4 separate regions of the Homo sapiens genome follow, and all the other regions are linked to region 3. The links are chromatin contacts, found by Hi-C or POLR2A ChIA-PET in ENCODE. All regions are on one chromosome and are shown on one strand. The core of a region is the stretch at or near the end of the contact, and the rest is flanking DNA. Distances in the headings are between cores, read along the strand shown.

Region 1 (2,907 bases), core at 389-2,888, 280 kb before region 3:
CATGTGACGGGTGTGGTGGCTCACACCTGTAATCCCAGCACTTTGGGAGGCTAAGGTGGGTGGTTCTCAAGCCCAGGAGTTCAAGGCCAGCTTGGGCAATATATTGAGACCCCATCTCTCTTAAAAAAAAAAATTTACCCATGTAACCAAATACTTACCTGTACCCTAAAATCTGTTGACATAAAAAAGTTAACTTCATTCTAAGCTGCAATACATATGTGTGTATATATGTGTACATATATATTAAAATGTACATATATATTTTAATATGTATATGTAATGTGACATATTACATTTATACTGTTTATATGTATTTATATGTGTAGCTACTAAAATTAAACATTTTCATCCTCATCCCCTAAAGTCGACTCTCGTGACACCAGGGACACTCGTGTATACTTTGGAAAACTGTCTCACAACCTCTCTGTATTACGAAGGATGCAGCCAAGTGGCTGCCCTTGTTGAAATGCTCAGCCAGTAGGATCACTCATAGCCACCACTGTCTTTGTTAGGGCCGTGCCTCAAAATCACAAAATTATTGAATCATGGAGGATAAGAGATAGATCATGGACTCTAACTCTGGAGAAGGTGTTATACAACACACCCAGCCATAGCCCTAAAGATTAAGGGGCACCATTCAGGGATATAAAGATGAATCAGATATAGTCCTTGCTCTTAAAAACTCACTAAGCTTACAGACATAAACAATTGAAAACTAGAAGGACTAAGCAAAGGAACAGAAATGAAAGAAACTCACATCTAGATGTAGTTCCACCACAAACTCGGTGTGCCTTTGAGCAAGTCACTTCATGTGTCTAGCCTCAGGTTTTTTTTGTTTTTGTTTTTGTTTTTTGAGATGGAGTTTCGCTGCAATGCCCAGGCTGGAGTGCAATGATGCAATCTGGGCTCACTGCAACCTCCACTTCCTGGGTTCAAGTGATTCTCCTGCTTCAGCCTGAGTAGCTGGGACTACAGGCAGGGGTCACCATGCCTGGCTAATTTTTGTATTTTTTGTAGAGACGGGGTTTCACCATATTGGCCAGGCTGGTCTCGAACTCCTGACCTCAGGCGATCCACCTGCCCCAGCCTCCCAAAATGCTGGGATTACAGGTGTTAGCCACCCTGCCCAGTGCCTCAGTTTCTTTAAACAGAGGTAATTAACATCTGTTTTTACCTTTTAAGTCTAATAGGGGATTCGGATTTTTTTTTTTAACAAGTGTGAAAAAAATCCTCTGTAAACTGTAAAGCTGAAATATAGTGTGTAAGGAATAAATATGCAATGCCCAAAGTCCTCCATAGAATATTGGCATTATAAATGGAGAGCGACTTTCTCTAAGTGAAATTAAGCACTGGAAAAGGCAGTTTTGGAGGAGAGTTGGGAGCACCATTTGGGCCTGACCGGTGTCTCTGGCTAACTTTCTGCTGCCAGGTCTTGGGTCCAGGAATGTCTGTGAGCGAAACTAGCTTGCTGCTCCTAACTTTTTCACAATCCTCCTTTTTTTCTGATTCTTACTCTTTCTTCTGCTTTGAAACCTTTATCTTCTTTCAGCCCCTTGTGCAAGCTGACCGCATTGTAATGGGTCTATACTGCCCCCTTGTGGTCACTCCCTGCCGTGGTTGCATTAACTTCTGACGGGGTGTGCGTGATAAAGGCAGACCTGAGGAAACCCAACCAACCCCAGCTAAATGCAGCTGGTCCTGGAAAATCCAAATTAAAGCCAGCTGCTGGAGTGCAGCGCTCCTTGATGGGAAGGAGTAGTTCATGCCTGGTTTTGCCCCAAGTAGGACATAAATCCAGCCCTCTGGATTAAACTTGCTAAAATGGTCAGTTCCTAGACTATCCAGCTTGTCTGGAGCAAGGTCCTGGAACTAAAAGTGGCTAGAAGGTATCCCTTCTCTGACAGAAAAACCCAAGGATAGGAAGGGCTGGGGCTAGGACCTGCCCTTCAGCCCTCCACCCATTGAAACCAACAGTTAACTAACTGAGCACCAATTTGTGAACTGCTAGGTGCCATGGATGGGGTACAAGATAATGTAGTTCCTGTCCTCAAGAACTTGTAAGTGACAAACGTAAGTAACCCAAACACACATATCAGTAATGAATATCAAGCCGTTGGAGTAAGGGCTGTAATAGAAGTAGAAATAAAGTGCTGTAGCGCTAGTGGGGAAGGAGGGATTAGTGATAGTCTCTGCAATCAGGGAGGCCTCCTGAAGGTAGTTTGGGGCAAGCTGATTGTGTTAAAAATGAGTCGGGCCTGGGGGAGGGAGGGAGGAATGGGTGGAGCACAGAGAGATTTTTAGGGCAATGAAACCATGTTTGTCTGTATACTATAATGGATACATGACGTTACACATCTCTCCAAACCCAGAGAATGTACAATATCAAGAGTGAGCCCTAATGTAAACTGTGGACTTCAGGTGATATCGATGTGTCAATATAAGTTCATCAGTTGTAACAAATTTACCACTCTGGTGGGGAATGTTGATAATGGGGGAGGCTGTGTATGAGAGGAGTGGGGACAATGGCAAATCTCTGTATTTTCTGCTCAATTTTTCTGTGAACCTAAAACTGCTCTAAAAAATAAAGTCTTAAAAAGAAAAAAAGTAGTACCTTACTTACCAAACATGAGCAAGGAAGACCACAATGACACTCATAATAACTACATGGGGTGGGGGGAGGTGATTATGTGTTGGACATGGCTAAAAGTTTATATTTGTTACTTAATCTCTGCAACAATACTGTTGGGTAGGTATTATTTTCTCTATTTAATAGACAAGGAAACTGAGGCCTATGCAGAAAGGCTTGATAGAAAATATAGGGAGAGGAAAAAGCAAAGGTGTGTTTGGGGCAAATAACCTGTTATTTCTAGAGTAGCAGGTATGCCTCATCGGGTGGAAGAAAGGGAG
Region 2 (2,874 bases), core at 172-2,671, 300 kb after region 3:
GACCTTCCAAATCTGATGTATAAAGTGAGGCCTACAGAGTATTGTGAGGCTTGGAGTTTTTAACTGTTTTATTAAGGAAGACTTTTTTTTTTTTTTTTGAGACGGAGTTTCACTCTTGTTGCTCAGGCTGGAGTGCAATGGCACGAGGCTCATTGCAACCTCCGCCTCCCAGGTTCAAGTGATTCTCCTGCCTCAGGCTCCCGAGTAGCTGGGATTATAGGCATGTGCCACCATGCCTGGCTAATTTTTGTATTTTTAGTAGAGATGGGGTTTCTTCATGTTGGTCAGGCTGCTCTCGAACTCCCGACCTCAGGCGATCCTCCCGCCTCTGCCTCCCAAAGTGTTGGGATTACAGGCGTGAGCCACCACACCCGGCCCTAAGGAAGACATTTAGTAAACAATATATGCTAATGTAGAAAGCTCTGAAAATATGGAAAAGTCTAGGTAACACTAAAGTCTCCTATAGACCTTTTTAAAGGACTCGAACCAGTAGGTGTCTTGTTAGACTCAGCTACCTAGAACAGAGTTTAATGAAGATGAAGAGATTTGGCTTTTCCTGGATATGTAAATTATGTATATATCTAAATTTCAGTGAGAAAAGTCTCCAAATTCATCAAAATCAACCTCTTCAAACTTTCTCATCACACTCACTATATGGAGAGCCTGGAACATAAAACGGCTGAATGAGCAAGGACAGTTGGGGTCATCCATCAGTTCTGAGCTAGGCCAGTTCTGACCTCAGCCAGCCCTTAAGGGAAGGGAGGTCCTACTAAGCTATTTGGGGGGTGGGTGGTATTGGGAGTTAGCCATGACCCACAGACCTCTGGTTCCTTCCTTCAGTGCAGCTGAAAGACTCAGCTAAACCACCTAAAAAGGAACGCAAAGTGTGCACATCTCTGATACCTCAGGATGCCTTCCACCCCACCTTTCCCCAAATGCTTGTCCACATTATAGGGAGCAGCACCCTCCGGTACCCAAAAGGCCCAGCTGGCATGGGGATCACATGGGATGCAGAGGCACTAGAGAGGCAGAGCCGACTCTCCATTCGGTGGTAGCAAATTTCACCTGTGGGGAAGCCCAACCATCCCAGTTCCCACCAAGGGCCCAAGCCCGTGTCTGGAAGCTGCCCCCTACACCCAAACCCGCTGGCCAGAGCGGTGGACCCGCACCCACCTGAAGCACACATGCCCAGTAGTAGCCCAAGTAGAGGGCAACGGCAAGAGCCAAGAGCAGAGAGAAGGTGTCTGCCCAGGTGCCATTCTGGGGGCTCAGGAAGGAGCTCAGCATCTTGTGTTGGGGGCTTCCGACCCTCAGGCTCCTGGCTGGCCCCAGTTGGCCGGCTGTAACTCGCGGTCCCACCCGCCGCCCGCCATAGGCGGCCTGTGCAGGTCCGGTCCCCGCTGCAGGCAGTTTGCGCTGCTGGCCCCGCCCACCGCCGGTGCCCCGGGATGGGCGGCGAGAGGCGGCGCTAGTTGGTCGCGGGGCTGGGTGGCTGGTCGCCTAGTGCCTCGCGCGGATCTAACCCGAGTGACCTGCGAATGGCCTCCCGCCCTCCCCTGCCTTCTTCCCCTCCGCGGTTCTTGGCTGTGCAGCCCGAGACAAGCGGCCTCCCCCAGCTGCCATCTTGGTGCGGGGCATCTCCAGCTCCCTTAAACTCTTCCCCGGCGACGCCCCGAGTCCAGCAGCCTGGCCAGAGTCCCTTAGGCGCTCGCAGTCAGTCACGCACAGGACACAGCTACTCCTGCAGTGACATTCTGCTCTGTCACACACTACAGCCATTCACAGTGACCCTCACCAGTCACTGTCCGACTGTGACACCCCACACTGTCACAAAGCTTTCAGCTGCTCAGTGGTGGCATTGCAACACATGCACCTTCCTGCAGTGTCACTCTGCATTGTCTCATACAGTCCCTGCCACACAGTCCTCGTACAGTAGATAATTTGCTCACCACCCGCCCTGTACCAGGCACTTGATACAGACCCCCCATGTTACTGTCCGTGTCTTCATTGAAATATAGGAGGTCGTCTACTAAGAGTAGTGGCTTTCAACCTTGACTGCAGATCGGAATCATCTAGGATTTTTAAAACTACCAGTGCCCAGGCCCTACCCCCGATACAGTTAGTCTGGAGAGGAGCCTAGGTATCAATACACCGTAAAGCTTCTAGGAGGTCCACAAGTCATCAGGGCTTAACATGGTCCACACAAGAGAAGTACCAGCTGCCATGGGAGCACTGCGGAGGTGCCCGGACTTCACGCGAGGGTGTTCTAGCAGAGGGGGCAGCAAAGGCAAAAGCCTGGAGGTGAAGGATGTCTTAAGGGAACAAAGAAAGTTGGTGTGGCTGGAGCATGTGGGTGGTCAAGGACCACATAATTGCTGCAGTTTATCCTAGGGTCAGAGGAAAGCCATCCAGGGGTTTTAAGAAGGGAAGGGTGACATGAGTTATGTTTTAGGAGAATCATTCAGTTGCTTGGAGAATAGATTGGAGGAGGAGGAAAGTAGAAGCAGAGAGGCCACTGGGAGGCTGCTAACAGAACGCCAGGCTCAAAAGATGCCCGGACTGGAGGATACCCAGGAGAGGAGTGAAGATCTTCAAGATCAGTGGCAGAATTGATAGGACCTGGTAGTAGATTGGAGGCAGGGGAAGAAGGAGGAACATGGATGACCTCCAGGTTTCTGACTGCACAGATATAAAGTGTCCATCCCTGGGACAGGGAAACAGAGGAGAGGAAGGTTTGAAGAGGAAGATGATGCATTTAGACACAGACATGTAGAAGTTGGGGTGCTGGTAGGTGTTTTAACTGTGTTTCCTTAGGTTCTGTATTTGTCTATTTGGCATCCATAAATCACAGGGCCAACCTAATGGCCAAGGTTG
Region 3 (2,964 bases), core at 463-2,962:
TGCCCATTTGTGCCCATCTCTGCCCCCAATCTACACTACGTTTAACTCAACTCAGGAGATTTTTATTAGAAGACAGTCTAGTAAATACCAAAGAGCAATAGGCAGTACAGAGGAAATCTGGCAAGATATTCTTTCCCTATGTTATTTTCTAGATCCTGACTTATTCTAGAGAGATTTGCCAGGCGCGCTGGCTCATGCCTGTAATCCCAGCTACTTAGGAGGCTGAAGTGGGAGGATCGCTGGAGAGGGATTTAACTCAGCCAGCCAGGAAAGCTACTATCTGCCTGTTTTAGTAATCTACCAGAAAACTTCTGTTAGAGATCATGTTCCTTCTTCTGAAAAGTAGCTAAGAAAATGGTAAGACACTATTAGTTACTTCCTTGAGCAGCTGCATTCACTGAATGCATCTAAAATCTGAACAACTAAATAAAATTCCCAGCCAGACTACAGTAGGAAATAACAGTAGAATTCTAATACAGGAAAGCTGTAGCCAATGGGCTCCAGAGAAACTTCTGGACCGAGGACACAAATAACTAATCCACAGTAGGGCACCACAGGAGACACCAACCCTTCATCAGAGATAGATGCCCTTGGAATTTGCTTATCCCCCCCACCTTCCTAATTTTTGTGACTTTTTATCCCTTCCTAATTTTTCCTTCGCAGGCAAAATGAGGGCAGTGCCCAAGATTCTCCAGCACTACTCCTATTGATGAAGAAACCTCTGCGACACTGGGAGTTTTGTCTCGGAGCCGCTGAGAGGTTTTAAAGAGATAACACATGGAAAAGCTCATATACTCCCATAAGGGGATTCTCGCCGCCTCCAGCCACCCTGAGACATGCAGTGTGTTCACTTTGGAGTAATGCAGATCGCCCTGCAAAGTTTTTCCCCGACACTTTCGTTTATTGGACAGCAGCCCCTCTGCGTGTCAACTCCTCTGCAAGAGCTCACGGGCCCAGGCCTCTCAGCTGTCCTCACCCTGAACGGACCAGAGGGCCTCTGAGACCCGCAGCACAGTCCAGTCGGAAATAAAACCGCTCTGGGGAGGAACCCGGCCCCTAGAATTTCACACTCCAACAGGTCGCATGCCCTGCGTCTGGAAGGCAGCCGCGGCCCGCGCGGGAACCAGGCTGGGGCCCAGGGAGCCAGCGGCGGCCACCTCATCAAAGGCCGGACCGACAGCGCAGTCAGGGGCGCAGGCCACGCCCCCGCGCAGTCTGCGCACCTCCCCGCGAGCAGGCCAGGCCAGGCCGCCGAGCTTCCGCAGGCCGCCGGGCCGCGACCGCCGCCCCCGCCCCCGCCCCCACCCGCCGGGCCCCGCCTCTCGCAGCCGGAGTTCCAAGCGAACGCCAGGGCCTCCCGACCCGCGCCCGCAGAATCCCGGGGCGCCGCCGCCAAGCCAGAGACGCCAGGGAGGGCTAAGCAGCGACTGCGGGGCCGAAGCGGCCCCTCGGCTCCAGCAGGCAGGGCCCGATCGGGCCTGGGCTACTGAGTGAGCAGGGCCGCCTTCAGCACCCGACTGGCGGGTCCCACCGTCCCGGGCCTCGGAGGCCGATCCTTCCGTCCTCTCGCGAACCCCTCCCTCCCGGGCCCTCTTTTCCCTGGGCGCTCACCTCCCGACTCCGCGCCCCGCAGCCTGCGCTTCAGCTCCAGCTCGGGTTCCGGGGCCCCGGATCACAGCGACTCCCTCACAGCTGCGCTCCGCAGCGCAACCGAACTGCGGGCCCCGCCCTCGCGGCGCCCGGACCAACGATGGGCGGTGCCGCACCGCCGGCAGGTTTCCATTGGGTGACGTTCTGGGTGGGCGGGGCCCGGCCCTCGGGCGTTCGCTGGGGTGGGCTTCCACCCGCTCTCCTCCCCTTGCGCCGGTCCGGCCGAGACCTCTCGGAGGGGTCGATGTTTTCGGTCCCAGCTGGGGCTCGTCTCTCTGTCCACCCCACCGCCCGGTCCAGGTGCCCCAGATGGTTCTGCTGGACGCAGAGAGGGCCTCCTACCTCTTCTTGAAGGCGCCATGACAGTTCTAATGCCTGGAAAAGACAAAAGGAGCGAAAGACATAGCCTCAGTCCGAGAGGAGCGCCCCCACCCCAGCCCCCGCCTGCATTATTTTGGAACGAGACTGGTGTGCAGGACGCCAATTCTCCGGAAAGCTTTTAAAATTTACCTAACACTGAAAATTAGTAGTTAACGCTTGGTGATTGCTTAGCACTATTTGCTTAAACTTTGTAAGAGGTTTTCACAGATGTTATTTCATTTGATCCTCATAAGAACGAACTCATTGAAATTATCATTCAATGGTAGTTGACAAATGCAAAAACCTGAATCAGAGGTATTAAGCTATTAACCGAAAGTTAAGTTGGTAAGAGCCAAGTCTAGAATCCGAAACAGTAAATTTCATCAAAGGAGACTACGTTGAGAAGATGTTTGGAAAGAATTTAGATTGGTTTCGAGTTAGTGGAAAGAAAAGATGATAAATTCTTGGTGAGCTATTAATCTGCGAAAACTAAGCGCGGAGCCTTCAGGATGGAAGTTCACTCTGCCCTTAGACGTGTATGATGGAGGGAAGATGATGAATCAATCAACAGAACTTGGAAATGTCACAATCACCAAATTTTACTGTCATTAAAGAGAATCTCTAATCCTGTTTCACTGGGAGAAAGGACAACTGGCAGAAACCCTCTCGTTTTCTCATCATCTCAAAATACTCGTTTTTAAAACCAATCTTTCGGCCGGGCGCGGTGGCTCACGCCCAGCACTTTGGGAGGCCGAGGTGGGCGGATCACTTGAGGTCAGGAGTTCGAGACCAGCCTGCTCAATGTAGTAAAACTCCGTCTCTACTAAAAATACAAAAATTAGCCGGGCGAGGTAGCACATGTCTGTTCTCTCAAGCTGCTTGGGAGGCTGAGGCGGGAAGATCACTTGAGCCCAGGAGGCAGAGGTTGCAGTAGGCCAAGACTGCACGACTACG
Region 4 (2,826 bases), core at 96-2,595, 340 kb before region 3:
GTAGTGAGCTCCAGACACATGGCCCCTGGTCCTCGATTTGAGGAAATGGAAATATGGTGGTAGTCCAAATACAGCACAGCCCAATGGTTTGTTTAGAAACAGACAGTGAGCTCACAAATCCTGGGACTAGAAAAGCAGCAAAGGTTCCTTCAAGTATTTCAATGCTCACAGAAGTAGCTCAGTTCAGCAGGAGGGAAAATATTTTTGAAAGAGTTCATAAAGAAAAAATAATCAACTAAGTAATCCACAAACCAACTCTTAGGAAATCAAGGCCCAATGCTTAATTTCATATAAGGATGTACTGGGAGCAGCTAGACTAACAAATCCAACATAAACAAGTGACGTTTAAAAAAGGAAAAATCTTTACTTACTTTGACTTGCTCTTGGCAACTTTTTTGTAGACAGGAAGGGTTGGAAAAGAAAATAAAAATATAAATGTATTCTCTTTCTTATGCAAAGTTCATATAAATATCAGTAATAACCAAAAATATTTAACTTATGAAATATGCCATGAGGTGTCACTCAAGTAACTATTCCCTATCTATTAGGGATCCCCTTAGGATTTTATAGAAGGAAGGTTAAAAGATCCAATCAGACCAACACAATTCTAGATTTAATATTTTGCATAATTTCATGACTGTTGGACTGGCTACCTTTTAAATCTTTCTAAAGTAATACCTGCTCCATTTTTTCCCTCTTCTAAGGTGCAAGTATTCGCGCTGCAGCAAGCTTCTTGTTTGACAAGTTTAACCTTTGCAAATTACAACAACCATCACATGTGGTGAAAACCAGATACTAAATCTAACTGGGAAGTCAGCCAAGGGTAAAGAAGAGCACTGACTCGGGAGCCCGAGGACTTCTTTAACTGCCCTGCCGCATTACTCAGGCAATTCATTGCCCCTCTCGGGAGCGGTTTCCTTATTTTTAGAGTTCGAAATAGGTGGGCTGCAAATTCTGAGGTCCTTCGGACAAAGATTCTCCTAACACGGGCTGGAGAAAAACGCCCCACAGCCAGACTCAACGGTCCGTGAGGACGGCAATTGAATCCAGACACCGCAGACCCCTTCTCAGGCACCCACAGGTCCGCGCAGGGAGGCGCGCCGCGGGGCATGCCGGACGCTGTGGTCCTGAAGGCCTGGAAAAGTACGCAGCTGCAGCTTCCCGTCCTGTTCGCACATCCTTCCCCGCATCATTCCGGGGCCCTGCCTGTCACGGCCCCCTAACCCTCGCCGTAACCCCTACCGGCGTCTCCAGCCCCACTTACAGAAGACCGCGGAGAGGAACATGGTGACCACACCTGGGCAGTCTCCGTCACCGGCCAAAAGGCCCCCAACCAACAACAACTGCTTCCGGGGCACGGCCCGGTTCTGGAAGAGGACATCCGGCAGTCGCCCGAGGCCACGCCCCCCGCCTGGAACCTGCCTCCAGTCGTCTGGCTCGTTCCTCGGTTTCTCAGAGCGAGTGTGTTTTGCTTTTGTCGTGCTGGAGGTTGGAATCCTCATCATTCTGGAAAGGGATTTACAGCTCAGGGTTCGCGCCCCGGCCCTGACTCCTATTTCTGGGTCAAGTGCTTTCAGCGTTAGGTGCTTTCCATATTTGTTTCACGAAATAATCGCAACCACCTGCATTAGACCCACAAGAACAACTGTGTATTGTACTTCGGCCGCTCCAGCGTATCAGCCCCTCGCATATTTTCTTAAAATGTTGCCTCCCCCGACCCAACTCCCTCTCCGCCTGGTTAAGCCTTACTCTCACTCTTCTGAGTCCCTTCGGCATTAAGAACCCCACCTTTCCTTAGTTATCCCAATCTCTAGGAGGGCAGGACCCTTTGCATCTCAAACTTCTGTATCCAAACACCTAGCACAGTTCCTGACATAGAAGCCAAATAACAGATTGAGAGCATTCACATCACGTGCCTAATATCACAGAACTACCAGGTGGCAGAGTAAGAATTTAAACCTAGATTTTATCTGACTCCAAAGACTCATGCCTTTCCCAGTAGACATTGGGACCTACCAGTTTGCAATCATTAATTTTTCATGGCTCTGTAAGGAACCTGGGCTCCTCTAACACCAAGGACCTCGTCAGTAACCTCATTTCGCAACTAATAATCAGGACTTTTGGATTTTTTTCCTAATCCGTGATTTGTATCTACATATGAAGTCTTACAGATGTGAAATAAGATTTAATCGCATGGCTCACGCCTGTAATCCCAGCCCTTTGGGAGGCTGAGGCAGGCAGATCACTTGAGGTCACGAGTTTGAGACCAGCCTGGCCAACGTCGCGGAATCCCGCCTGTACTAAAAATACAAAAATTAGCTGAACCCGGGAGGCGGAGGTTGCAGTGAGCCGAGATAGCGCCACTGCACTCCAGCCTGGGCGACAAAGTGAGACTCCGTCTCAAAAAAAAAAAAAAAAAAAAGTAATAAAACTGTTTTAAAGAAAATTCAGCTCTCTGTGCCATCACAAAGAAGATGAGGAGGAAAAAAATCAGCTCTCCATACAATACAATTCAATTTTTTAAATTAAGACCGTCCTTCTCCTTAGTACCTATAATACTTTTTTTCCTTCTAATCATTCTTGATATTTATCTTCCCATAACCGGACTCCAGCTACTGAGTACCTTCCAGGTGCCGAAATCCTTCCTTACCTTGCATTGGCAAAAAAGAGCTTCAGATGTTCAAGAGGATAAGGTTTCTTATATTTCCTTTAGAGGATTTATAAGAAAACACAAGACTGGAAGCCAAGGAACATGATTTCTAGTCCTTGTTCTGTCCCTTAGAAAGTCACTTTAACTTTAGCCCAGCCAAATAGCAGTTCTTAAAC

The links. Hi-C counts contacts between places; a loop is a spot of excess contacts on that map. ChIA-PET counts read pairs that join two places held with the same protein, here RNA polymerase II (POLR2A). Pooled maps may share reads with other maps.
Region 1: a pooled map shows a loop between it and region 3 (2.4-fold over the local background). The contact joins the enhancer-like site here to the promoter of NRBP1 in region 3. A Hi-C loop is called at or near these places in 1 of 50 pooled maps. POLR2A ChIA-PET finds 5 or more read pairs at or near these places in 2 of 52 experiments (PC-9 and activated CD4-positive, alpha-beta T cell).
Region 2: a pooled map shows a loop between it and region 3 (3-fold over the local background). The contact joins the promoter of ABHD1 here to the promoter of NRBP1 in region 3. A Hi-C loop is called at or near these places in 1 of 37 single-sample maps with no recorded cell type and 10 of 50 pooled maps. POLR2A ChIA-PET finds 5 or more read pairs at or near these places in 4 of 52 experiments (HEK293, Panc1, activated B cell and 1 more).
Region 4: a map with no recorded cell type shows a loop between it and region 3 (16-fold over the local background). The contact joins the promoter of MRPL33 here to the promoter of NRBP1 in region 3. A Hi-C loop is called at or near these places in 1 of 37 single-sample maps with no recorded cell type and 7 of 50 pooled maps. POLR2A ChIA-PET finds 5 or more read pairs at or near these places in 1 of 52 experiments (K562).

Annotation. Positions count from the first base shown.
Region 1 is chr2:27,702,627-27,705,533 of GRCh38, reverse strand. No RefSeq gene overlaps it. Among named protein-coding and RNA genes, the nearest start is that of LINC01460, 12 kb to the left of the region's middle. RefSeq lists a silencer at 1,569-1,638. Within about 2 kb of position 1,638, at least 5 of the 41 ENCODE cell types and tissues checked have a DNase peak (open chromatin) inside an H3K27ac peak, as active enhancers do; they include PC-9, where a contact is called at or near this core.
Region 2 is chr2:27,122,362-27,125,235 of GRCh38, reverse strand. It overlaps ABHD1 (abhydrolase domain containing 1), which reads right to left and starts at 1,421. Exons shown (of 9, transcript NM_032604.4): 1 at 1,174-1,421. The coding sequence starts at 1,287. RefSeq lists silencers at 1,337-1,476, 1,497-1,576.
Region 3 is chr2:27,427,379-27,430,342 of GRCh38, reverse strand. It overlaps NRBP1 (nuclear receptor binding protein 1), which reads right to left and starts at 1,712. Exons shown (of 18, transcript NM_013392.4): 1 at 1,612-1,712. RefSeq lists a silencer at 1,195-1,344.
Region 4 is chr2:27,770,238-27,773,063 of GRCh38, reverse strand. MRPL33 (mitochondrial ribosomal protein L33) reads right to left here and starts at 1,345. Exons shown (of 4, transcript NM_004891.4): 1 at 1,265-1,345; 2 at 372-390. The coding sequence starts at 1,286. RefSeq lists enhancers at 1,164-1,293, 534-1,350, 1,584-1,703.